Regions from separate parts of the Homo sapiens genome. Here region 2 is linked to region 1. Evidence: chromatin contacts called from ENCODE Hi-C data. All regions are on one chromosome and are shown on one strand. Each heading gives the region's core, a stretch centred on a gene start or an enhancer-like site at or near the end of the contact. The rest is flanking DNA. Distances are from core to core; before and after follow the strand shown.

Evidence for each region. A loop is a pair of places that touch in the nucleus more often than their neighbours do. Pooled maps may share reads with other maps.
Region 2: a loop to region 1 is called in a map of gastrocnemius medialis, with 11 times the contacts of the local background. The contact joins the enhancer-like site here to the promoter of SGMS1 in region 1. A Hi-C loop is called at or near these places in 2 of 168 maps with a recorded cell type or tissue (chondrocyte and gastrocnemius medialis) and 7 of 50 pooled maps.

The regions. Positions count from the first base shown.
Region 1 is chr10:50,620,891-50,626,391 of GRCh38, forward strand. SGMS1 (sphingomyelin synthase 1) reads right to left here and starts at 3,066. Exons shown (of 11, transcript NM_147156.4): 1 at 2,817-3,066. It overlaps SGMS1-AS1 (SGMS1 antisense RNA 1), which reads left to right and starts at 4,061. Exons shown (of 4, transcript NR_126411.1): 1 at 4,061-4,301. RefSeq lists enhancers at 1,114-1,273, 1,824-2,223, 2,935-3,463 and silencers at 2,414-2,753, 3,014-3,273, 3,322-3,479, 3,604-4,233.
Region 2 is chr10:50,992,501-50,997,744 of GRCh38, forward strand. It overlaps a transcript of PRKG1 not described here. Among named protein-coding and RNA genes, the nearest start is that of PRKG1, 79 kb to the right of the region's middle. Within about 2 kb of position 1,996, at least 5 of the 41 ENCODE cell types and tissues checked have a DNase peak (open chromatin) inside an H3K27ac peak, as active enhancers do.

The DNA.
Region 1 (5,501 bases), core at 1,816-4,315:
AATAATAATACTGCTAGGTGCAGTGACTCACACCTGTAATCGCAGCACTTTGAGAGGCCAAGGTGAGAGGATTACTTGAGCCCAGGAGTTTGGGACCAGCCTGGGCAACATAACAAAACCCTATCTCTATAAAAAAGTAGCTGGGCTTAGTGGTGCGTGCGTGTAGTCCCAGCTACTCGGGAGGCTGAGGTAAGAGAATCCCCTGAGCCTGGAGAGTTCAAAGCTACAGTAAGCCGAGATTGTACCACTGCACTCCATCCTGGGTGACAGAATAAAACCCTGTCTCAAAAGAAAAACAAACAAAAAAAAACTGATGGCTATACTTAGGAGTCAGGAGTCCGTTTGGTTTTCATGACGTATGTTAACAAAGCACACCATTTCTCTAGCTGAAATGTAGGATCTGCCCCAAGTTTGAAAATTAATAAATTTAACCAGAAAAGTAAAAGAATCAAGTTTTCAAGCTAAAATTGAATGTTTATGGTCAACCCAGCAATCATGTCTTACGAAAACATAAATATTCTTTAAATGTCAATGTGCAAAGGTATTGATGCATATATTTTACTCTAACCATATTAATACAGACTTAAAAATAGATGATGAACATGGTAAATACTGGTAAACTCTTCTGTTATGAAGAATTTTTAAAATTTCAGCTGCAGAGGCATGTATTGAATACAAGTTAGACACTGTGCAAGATGCTAGAAATCTTCCAATGAGTAAGATACTGGTTTAATAACCGTGTCCCTCTGATGTCAATTTAATACATCTCTGGAGTTAATGTCTTTTATTAAAAAGTTTCCGGAAATTTCAAATAGCTCACTATCATCACTGAAGAGTTGCAGAAATGTATCTTATTATTTTACTAAAAACATAAATTTCTATTCTGTGAAGCAGAAATGGAAGGAAAGGCCACTTCACTGTTTTTACATATCACTGTCACTTTCTGCAGAGTAACTACTTAAAACTGCATGGCGGCAGCAGCCACCCCACTGCTACCCAGCAGGTCACAGAGATGCAGAGACTCAAAAACATGCTATATATTGCTGTATATTTTAAGAGGCGCAGTAAGGAAACTCGAAATACCAGGGCCTCCAGAGCTAAACAGGAAGCAAGATAAGACAAGTGAGCTGCCACAGGCAGAAGGCAGCACCTGGAGGTTCCCCCAAAGCTGGCGCCTCCGACAGCAGGCACAGGCTGCTGCTTGCTTGCTTGCTTGCTTCTTTGCTTGGCCACGGCATGTCTTCAGAGCTGGAAGGCTGCCACCTGCTGAATCACCAAACATCCCTGGGCTTCCCTTGGAGCACTGACCAGACAGGCACCCATCCCCCGCAGCCTTCGCCCGTGGACGTTTCACACCCCGACCAATGAAACGCCCCGCCCTCTCCCCTTCTGCACAGGCCAAAACAGCCGCCAACCCCTTTCCATCTGGGCAGCTCTAGGCAACACCCATCGCGTTCCTACGTCACCAGTCCCACTCCTCTCCTTCGGCCCACTCAGTCCCCCCTGAATGTTTCAACCCCCAGTGCCAGGAAGCGTGGGGAGTTCACAGCACAGCACATCAGACATTCGCCACTTCCACATCCAGGGAGCCAACTAGAAACATCCCCAAACCTAAAAGCAAAATAACCTGTCCAAACAGCTTTAAAGGTCCAGGAAGATAAATGTCAAGGGAGCTAAAATAGTCGACAGGCCCCAGAACATAGAAAATAAACTTCCCTTTCAGAAAGCAGCCTTCACTTGGTTTCGTAAGCGTGTACCGCTGAAGTCTGTACTGTTTGAAGGTGAAAAGAAACATCTGAGAAGCACCTGCCTGGATTCTCTTCGCTCCCTCCGGCCATGACAACCCTTATCCCGATTTCTACTTCGCGGCACCAAAGAGGAAAGCAGCATTCACCAGAACGCTCCAGGCTGAATCCGTTAGCTGGACTAGGGCACTCTATCCGGCCCACGGGAGGACGCCACAAGCCCGAGTTCGGGTTAAGACGGTGGGAGAGGCAGCCGCTGCTGCTGCTGTTTTGCCCTTGACACGTCGCTGGGGGATAGCGCAGACCCCCTCTGTCACGGAAAAGCGGCGTCCTGGAGAGACTGTCCAGTTCTGGGCTGCGCCGATTCCCCTCCAGGCCTTGCCCCTAAACGTCCCCGCCCCGCGGGGGCAGCCCTGCGGGGTCTCAGAGCCGCCCGCGAGCCTGGCGGGCTGTTACGCGGCCTGGAGAGAAGGGGAGCGCTCCTCGGGGAGGGGGGGTCCCACCTGTTTTGTCGTCAGGGGGCATCGAGGGGCTACGGTGGGGGGATCCCGAAATAGTGGGCGCCTGGCCGGCTGCGATCTGGACCGAAGGTACCAACTGTCACACCGCCACCTAGGCTGTGGGGGTGGAGCCGTGATTGGAGTCGGCCCCTGGGTGGGGGTCTCCGGACCCCGGGCGGGCTACTGCCCAAAGGCTCCCCGCCTCCCGATCGCCCCAATCCGACACCAGGCAGCCTTCCAGCCCGCACGCAGTAGCTCTGAAAAGGTGCCCACTGACGCCTCCTCCTTCCTCCCCGCCCCAACTTAGCCGGGGAGCCCCGCCGGCGGCCCGCCCCCTCCGAGCCCGGATCCCGGCCGCCGGACCTCCCCGCTGTGACCACCCACGGGAGCAGCAGCTCTGGAGGACTGCCCGCCAGGTACGCGCGCGGCACCGCGCGGGCTGCGCTCACGCCCCCTCGCCCCAGAGCAGCCCGCCCGCTGCTCCCCGGCATAAGGCCGGGCCCGCGAGACAGGTGTCCGATCGGCCCCCGCAACCGTGAGGCCGGCTGTCTGTCCCTGCCCCACGACTCACTTGCACTGGAGTCACGGCAGCCGCCGGAATTCCGCTCGCGGAGCCCCCGCCGCGGAATGAAATCCGGGGCAGGGCAGCGTCGGGGCTCCGCACCCCAATCGCGCTCTCCGACCGGCTCCCTAGGCGCGAGGGGAGAGCAGTCAGCCCAGGCCGGTCCTTCTCACTCCCGACCTGCCCGCCGCCTGCCGCCCGCAGCCGCTGCCCCGCTGGTGCGAACGCTTTCGACTTGCCACCGCGAGCCTCCCGGGCTGCCGAGCATGCCCAGTCCGCTGCCCGAGCCGGCCCGGCTTCCCGCGCGACGCGACTCCGCTCCTCCGGGTGTTCACTGCGGCCGGGGGGGCGGGCCGGCCGGGCGGGGTCCGCGGGGGGCTCCTCCCGGGACCGAGCGGGACCCCGAACCAAGGGACAGTCGCAGTTTGGGCCCCTTGAATTTTACTTTCAAGTAATGGGAAACTGAGGAGGCGGGCGCTTTCCCCAGCGTTTTTAGGGGCCCACTAAGTAAGGCCTAGCGGGAGCCAGATTTTACAATCTGGGACGGTAAATCCCTTGGGGCAGGGCCGGAGACGGGAGCCGCTAGAGCTGGTCACAAAGCAGGGAACGCAAACTCAGCCTGCTGGAAGCCAGGCACGAGTTTGCGAACTACTACTGGATTCTTTTTCCCACCAAGCCCAAGGGCTGCGACACTTGGGATTAATGCCCAATGGATCATTCCTAGGAAACGGCCGACCTGACTATTCGGCCCATTTTCAAACCTCTAACCATAGACTCTCATCTTTCTCCCACAACAGAAAAAAAAAGCCTCTGGCGACGCCTGGGAGCGCGACGGAGGCGCAAGAGCTCTAACCGCGCGAGGTGAAAACTCCGACTGCGTCAGAGCCGCCCCGCCCCGCCTGGGGCCCACCTTCCGCCGCCCCTCCGAGCTGCGGCGAAAACCCGGAGAGCGGCTAGGCCGGGGTCGGAGCCCGCGCATGCCCAGTAGCCCCACGTGGTGCAAGTCGCCTGAAGGAAGGTTTTCCTCTGCTCCCCGAGCGAAGCCCCAGCGCCCAAGTTAGGATGGACAGCGGGGAGAGCTGGCCTTCCCGCCCCGATGCCCGCCGTCCCTGGCCGGCCCGCGCCGCACCTCGGTGGCCTACAGGCAGCCCGAGGCCGTGCCTCCCGCGGGGTCGGGGACTTGGCGAGCGGGGGAAGGGGCGCGGCTACGGGCCCGGCGTACCACGTGACTGTCCGCGGCGCTCCGGGCAGCCATCTTCCGCCCGGCCATCGGGCCGCGGGCGCTCGGAACCGACCTGGGAGCTGGCGGGACCGTCCTCCCCCGCCACGCCCTCCCATCGGGCTTTGGGCGCCGGACTCTGGCCACCGCTCGGCACCTGCCTCCGCCTCGCCTTGGGGTATAGGAGTCCTGTACCGACCCCTGGCTTGCCCAGAGGACAGGTTCTCGCCCGGGCCAGAAGCAAACTGCGGCGAAATCGAGACAACAGAACTCAGGTGGCGGAGGGTCCCCGCTTTTCCCCAGAGGCGGAAGTTGGCGAGGGAGTCCTCTTCCGTTATCCAGCGAGAGCGCTGCTCTGGCTGCCTCCCGGTTCTAACCTAGTCCCTGCAGAGGAGTGATGTACCGGCAGGGACATTGGACAGAGGCCGTGCTCTTCCCTGCAGCGCATACCCCGCGGCCCCTGCTGGTGGGCCGCTTCGATGGTGCTGAGGTTCATAGTGAATATTTATTGAGCGCCTGCCTCGAGTCCCTTGGGTTTCCTGTTGTCTCGGGACCTGCCGCGTCACTATCACCCTAGAATTTGTTAGAAATGCACGTTTTCGGCCCCACCTAGACCTACAGAACCAGAAACTGCGGGTGGAGTCCTGCAATATGATTAACAAAGCCCTCCGGGTAGTTGTCATGGACGCCTCTATATTTCAGCTAAGCAGTCCATTTTAATAAGCTAGGCAGTGAAAATTTCCATAGTTTTCCCCAAAGCACAGTGAGGAGTCAGGGATTCAAAATGAGGCAATCTGCCCCAATGCAGGCGTTTTATTGCACCCTCCACTCCTGGCTCCTCTGGTTTTTTCGCCCGTAAGACACAGTACTGCTCTTCTCAGGAAGATTAGGAAAGTACATTTGTCACATACGCTTTTCAAGCACGGCTTTAAAATAACAACTGAAATTCAGTTCAACTGCATGTTTTGAGTATCTACTGGGAGCAAGGCTCTGTGAAGTATAGTAGCCCTACTGGTTATGTTTATCAGTTTGCACCTAAAAGGTGAAAGGAAGGCTTGCTTTCTTGTGATGTAAATTTTTTCAAACTAAGGGAGTGCCAGAAAACTGCTGGCTGCTTTCTCTCCCGTGTTGGTTTCTCTCCAGTGCTATCCAGAATATGCTGTAAGCTCTGGACTTCCTGAAACAAAGGTCCAAGTAAGCATCTGGTCTTTGATGTACTTTAAAATGCACCCCACCCCCACATGAAAGATAACTAAATTTTTCAAAATATTAATACTTCTTGAATGTAAATCGTGTGTCTAAGGTACTGGCATAATTTTTTTTTTCAAATTTTCTATATGTTTGAAATGTTTCATAATAAAATCCTTTTAAATTTTTTTCCATGTGTAATTTTAGGATGATATATATATAGCACATGGAAAAAAGCAGGGCATAGAAGTATTTCCACTTTAATTTCAGTTTCATAAAATCAGAGA
Region 2 (5,244 bases), core at 746-3,245, 370 kb after region 1:
CCCTGAGTCCCTCCCTGGAAAAGTTGGGATGAAGAAGGCGGAGGGGTGAGGGTAGGCTGTTTCTCCGGACGCCTCTGGGCTCCTTCCTTTCCTCCTCTCCGGCACTTTAAGAGACAAATCCTGCCAGTTCAAAGTTGTATGTCACTCCTTTGGGGTGTGCAGAGGAGGCTGGGTGGATTTTGGCCACAAGTAGGAAGCTTTTGCACTCCACTCGTCGCCTTCACCGGAGAAGGCTGATCGATTGGCTGCAGCATTAAAGCGCCTCTGGACATTAGGGAGAGGAAGTGCAGACTCCAAAGCCATTACTGGCTTTTAGTCCCTGGAAGTGCAGGGCCGAAAATGCATTTCTCAGGATATTGAATATTCCATTAGGAGTGCCTTCATGCCCGCCTACCTCTCTTAATCTTTCCCTCTTCTTAGATCATTTGCTGTCTGAGTTTGGGGCCCTCAGGGGACTCCTAAACTAGTCCCCCTCTCTCCGTTTAGCTCTCTCACTTTTGAGGCAAGCTCTTCTGAAGAGCATGTCCTTTCCACTGTCCCCATCCAGGTCAGCTCCAGGGCGCTTAGTGTCTGCCACTGGCCCACTGCACCTCCTCCGTGTCTGCCTCTGGAGTCCCTCTTGTGTATTGATTATATGGGATGGGGAGCCAGGGAGGCTGAGCAGCGGTTCAGAGTTATTAGAAGAAGACCAGGAGCTGGGAGCCAGAGTGGGGAGAAAAACAGGAATCAGGCAGAAAGGACTCCTCTTAAGGAATTGTGGGACCTTCTGAACAGCCATCTCAGAAGACAGCTTTCAGATTTCCTGAGTGACATAGTGACATTCCACTTACGAATTAACACTGTGTACATGGCACCTTTGGGCCCATCTTGCCTTGAAAGTCCCTGTTGGATGGAACAGTGGCATTTTCCTTCCTTTTCTCAGGACTGCAAACAGACCTAATATTTGGCCTTGCCCTTGCCTGGGAAGCTGCTGCTGAGTCTTGTCTCAGCCGGGCTGTGCATTCCGAGCGGCTGCCCTGCCCTGCGCTCAGCAGCTGGAATCAATCTGCCCACCTCCTTAAGAAGCCACTTCATCAGCGGTCACCCGGCAGCTGCTCGCCTCCCAGGGCTGCCGGGCTAGGGCTTTATCGCATTTTTGAAATTTCAGATTTCTGTGTCTGGGCTATGCCCCTCGAACAGTAACAGCACCGCTTTGCAGCAGGGAGGAGATTTCACCAGGATATGGAGGGGACAGGAGAAAAGCCCTCCTTCCCAGAGTCCACTGTCATTCAGGATTTGCTCTCAAAGAGGCAAGAAATCTCTAAGAATGAAAGGAGGTGTTTTGTTGTTGTTGTTGTTGTTTGTATGTACTGGGAGGAAATGGCTAATCTTGGGTATGCACACATCATCCTTCTTCTGTCCTTCTCTCTTCCCCTCCCTTTCCCAACATTTTCATGTTAGGGGTAGGAACATTCATCATGAGTGGATCATGCGCAGTAGCCGTCAGTGCATATTTGTGTCTATAGCAAATAGCTGGAGTACTTTTCTACTTCCTCTCTGTGCTGATTTACACTGGGAGTGAGGGTAAACTTTTTCCCACTCAGCGTTTAGTTTCATACTTTCAAATAGAAGTGTGGAGTTTATTTTCAGCAAGCTGACTCATTAGAGTTTAAAAAGTTTTGACAGGTATAATATATGGGGAGAGTAAACATTAGAATTATGTACTCTTCTTGGCACTTAAAGAGACAGTACTAAATTGTCCTTGGCTAGATACCTTATTTTGGCCAAGAAAGGAAATAATTTATTAAAGGATTTCTGGGATACAATATTTAATATGAAACAAGATACTTTTAAAATAAAAATTGTTTAAAAATGTTCAGATAAGGATTTGACAAGTAGATATTCCATCACCTCACCTGTAATTTTTTTTTTTTTTTTTTTTTTTTTTGAGGCGGAGTCTCGCTCTGTCGCCCAGGCTGGAGTGGAGTGGTGCGATCTCCGGCTCACTGCAAGCTCCGCCTCCCGCGTTCACGCCATTCTCCTGCCTCAGCCTCCCGAGTACACCTCACCTGTTTTTTGTAAAAGGCTGTGCCGTTCTGAAGGGCATGCTGGGGCTGAAACAGAATGCGTTATTGCAAAGCTTGTGTTCAGTTATGATTTCTGTAGCATTTGAATGATAACTATTCATGCTACAGATTCATTTCAAACTTTATCAAAATACCCAGTTTTTATACCAACAAGAACAGAAATGTAGCCTGAAAGTGCAGTCGGCCCCTTCTATCCATGGGTTCCACATCTATGGATTCAACCAACTGAGGATCAAAACTATTCAGGAAAAAAAAAAAAAAGAATGATTGTGCCTGGACTAAACATGTATAGCCTTTTCTTCTAAACAATACAGTATAACAACTATTTACATATAATTTATATTGCATTAGGTGTTATAAGTAATCTAGAGATGAGTTAAAGTGTATGAAAGGATGTGTGTAGGTTTTATGCAAATACTACACCATTTTATATAAAGGACTTGAGTATCTGTGGATTTTGGTATCCTCGGAGGTCCTGGAACCAATCGCCCATGGATACTGAAGGATGACTCTGTAGGAATTTTATTTATTGAAAAGAGTGATGAAAAACTTTTGCCTATAAACACTGCTTCAATGAATGATTACAATCTTAAAAATTTACGTAATAGGTGACAAAAATATCTTAAGCATGTATCGTAGACGAAGGAAATGGAATTCATTAACGACTGTAATCTAGTCAGTCCAATTAGCCAGATTTCTATGTGTCCACAGAGGGTATAATGCACAATCTCCATTAAGAATGATCTAAGTATCTAAGGAATGCTTAGATGAAAATTATACTAGGAAAGGAAGATCTGAGCTCTCAGCATAAGTATCAAGTGTACAATACGATGATCATGTTTAAAAAGAACATATCCGACTTATTGCGGTACTCATTTTTAGATCCCTTAAGAAATGTCCAGTAGGGATCAAGTGATTATCTTTGAAAACTGCAAGCTGTTTTGGATGATGGTGATGATATTTTACATTTATATTTTAAATACTGTTTTTCTGCCAAAGAACTCCAAGTGTTTTACATAGATCTCTGTGAACTCTTGATTTTCTTAATGAATATACTCCACATCAAGAATTACCTATTATCCTTAATCCTTTCCCTTACTCTTTTTGCATACACCCAAACTCCTTATTTTGGCTGCCTAGTTAGCCAGTGTATGCTCAGGAACCGCACACAATTTTTTAATGAGTTTAAGGAAAGGCTAGAATCAATATTAATCTGTTACAGGAATAAAAATAGACGTATTCCAGACACATTTGAGTTATTCTTGTCATGAATCGCTTGATTCTTGATAATGTAAATTGATCATTTGGAACTGGAACTTCCTTTCACTGGGGCATGGATGCCTTGGGATGGATGCCCCAGAAAACTCATTACCTTTTGTCTCTCTGATCCAATTCACATTTGATTTGACCTTAGGACGAAATCAAGGAGTTTGGCCTACTTCTTATATAAGCAAGGTCAATGAAGTGAGTAGGTCTTAGCTGAATTCTGGGTCCAGAGTCAATTATTTATTAACTGATCATGTGGAAAATACACAATGCTATAAAATAGCAATGAAAGCAATAATAGAGATAGCTAATCTTAGCAATCTTAGAGCTGTGCTGAGCTATTTACCTGCACTAGCTCATCATTTTCTCACAGCAGCCCTAAAAGACGTCCCCACTTTTCAGGCGAGGAATCTGAGGCTTGAAGAAATTTAAGTCACCTGTCTAAGGTGTCACTACTAGGAAATGCCATAAAGTTTCAAACCTAAATCTCGAAGAGTTTAGAGCCCAAGTACTCAACCACTATACTATATGAACTTGGAATAGGACTGGTTCTAGTTTAGTAAGTGGGGAATCCTTCTAAATAGGAAGAAATGAACCTTCCCTAAATTAGAATGGGAGTTAAAAGTCTTAGAGCCAATGATAGGCTAACCTCATGAAAAAGTGACCAGTGAATCTTTGTATCTAGCACATGTCCATTGGATCTGCTGTGCCAGGCTGGAATTTCCTCAGTTAGCCCTGCTCTTGGGGTTGCCATTTACCAGTCCTTCATCTTCTTCCTTCCTCATCCAACTTCTCTAGCTCAGTGCTGTGTTACAGGCAGGGCATATGATAATACAGTTATGAAGGATGTGAAAATGACCTTGGTTGCCTCCTTTGAATACCCTTTGCTATTTGTCACTTGTGTCATTCATGCTAATCCCTTCATCCCTACCTTTCCCACCATCAACATGGATTGATTACTGGCTGATAATATGCCAAGATATTAACCTGTTACCTCTTTCTGATGAACGTGGTGATGTGCTAACAGGAGCTTTTGGGAGAGGATATTTATTTAATTTACTCAGCTGAGTAATATTTCTGACAAGATTTTAAGGGGAGGAAGGCTGAGGAAGGGAAAGGAAAATTTTTAGGCAGCACGGCTTGTAAACATCCTTGTATCTTGCCAGATGTGATTTGAAGAGGACAGGGCTTGAGCATAAGCACTTCATACATGCTTTCAGTCAAGGCTGTACAGGAGGTGGTAGTGTCTTGATTTTAGTGATGAGAAAACTGAGCAAATCCTCGTGGAAGTGTCCTTTAAAGGATCTCGGAAATAAGACCTGAAAGAAAATTTGGGTTGTTTGTTTTTTTATTTTGCATCGGTACCAGAGTTGGTGAATTGAGGTCTTCAACTTATCTGTTTAACTTGTTATTTAAGACACATTGATTTTGCTTTGGGGTTAGTTCAAGTTCCAGAGTCTTGTGCATTTTCCAAATGTATTTCTAATACACCAGGAGTTCTTGTTCCATTTGAATTACCAATATATGCACAGGTTGAAAGTTTACATTTAATCATGTATTCACTGGAAATTTGACCCTCATGAAACTATTTCTAACAGACCTGAAAAAACAAAAGATGTCGTATCTTTTTCCTCTTTCCTGACTACGGTCCTGTTTCCTAGTGCCCTCTCACCATAACATGTAAGAGATGCTGAGAGTGCGTTAAAACCTTTTCTTTTGATAAGATTTTCAGGTGATTTCATAGTTGCTCAGGGTATGAATAATTATTTTCATTTGCCATTGAGAATCTGCTTATCAGAGTTCAGGACCCTTGTTATCTAGGTTTCTTGTAGCTCTTGGAAGTTACTGTGAGCTCTGAGATAAACCAGGGATAGCATATCCTGTTTCACAAAAATGAAAGCTCAGAAGTTTG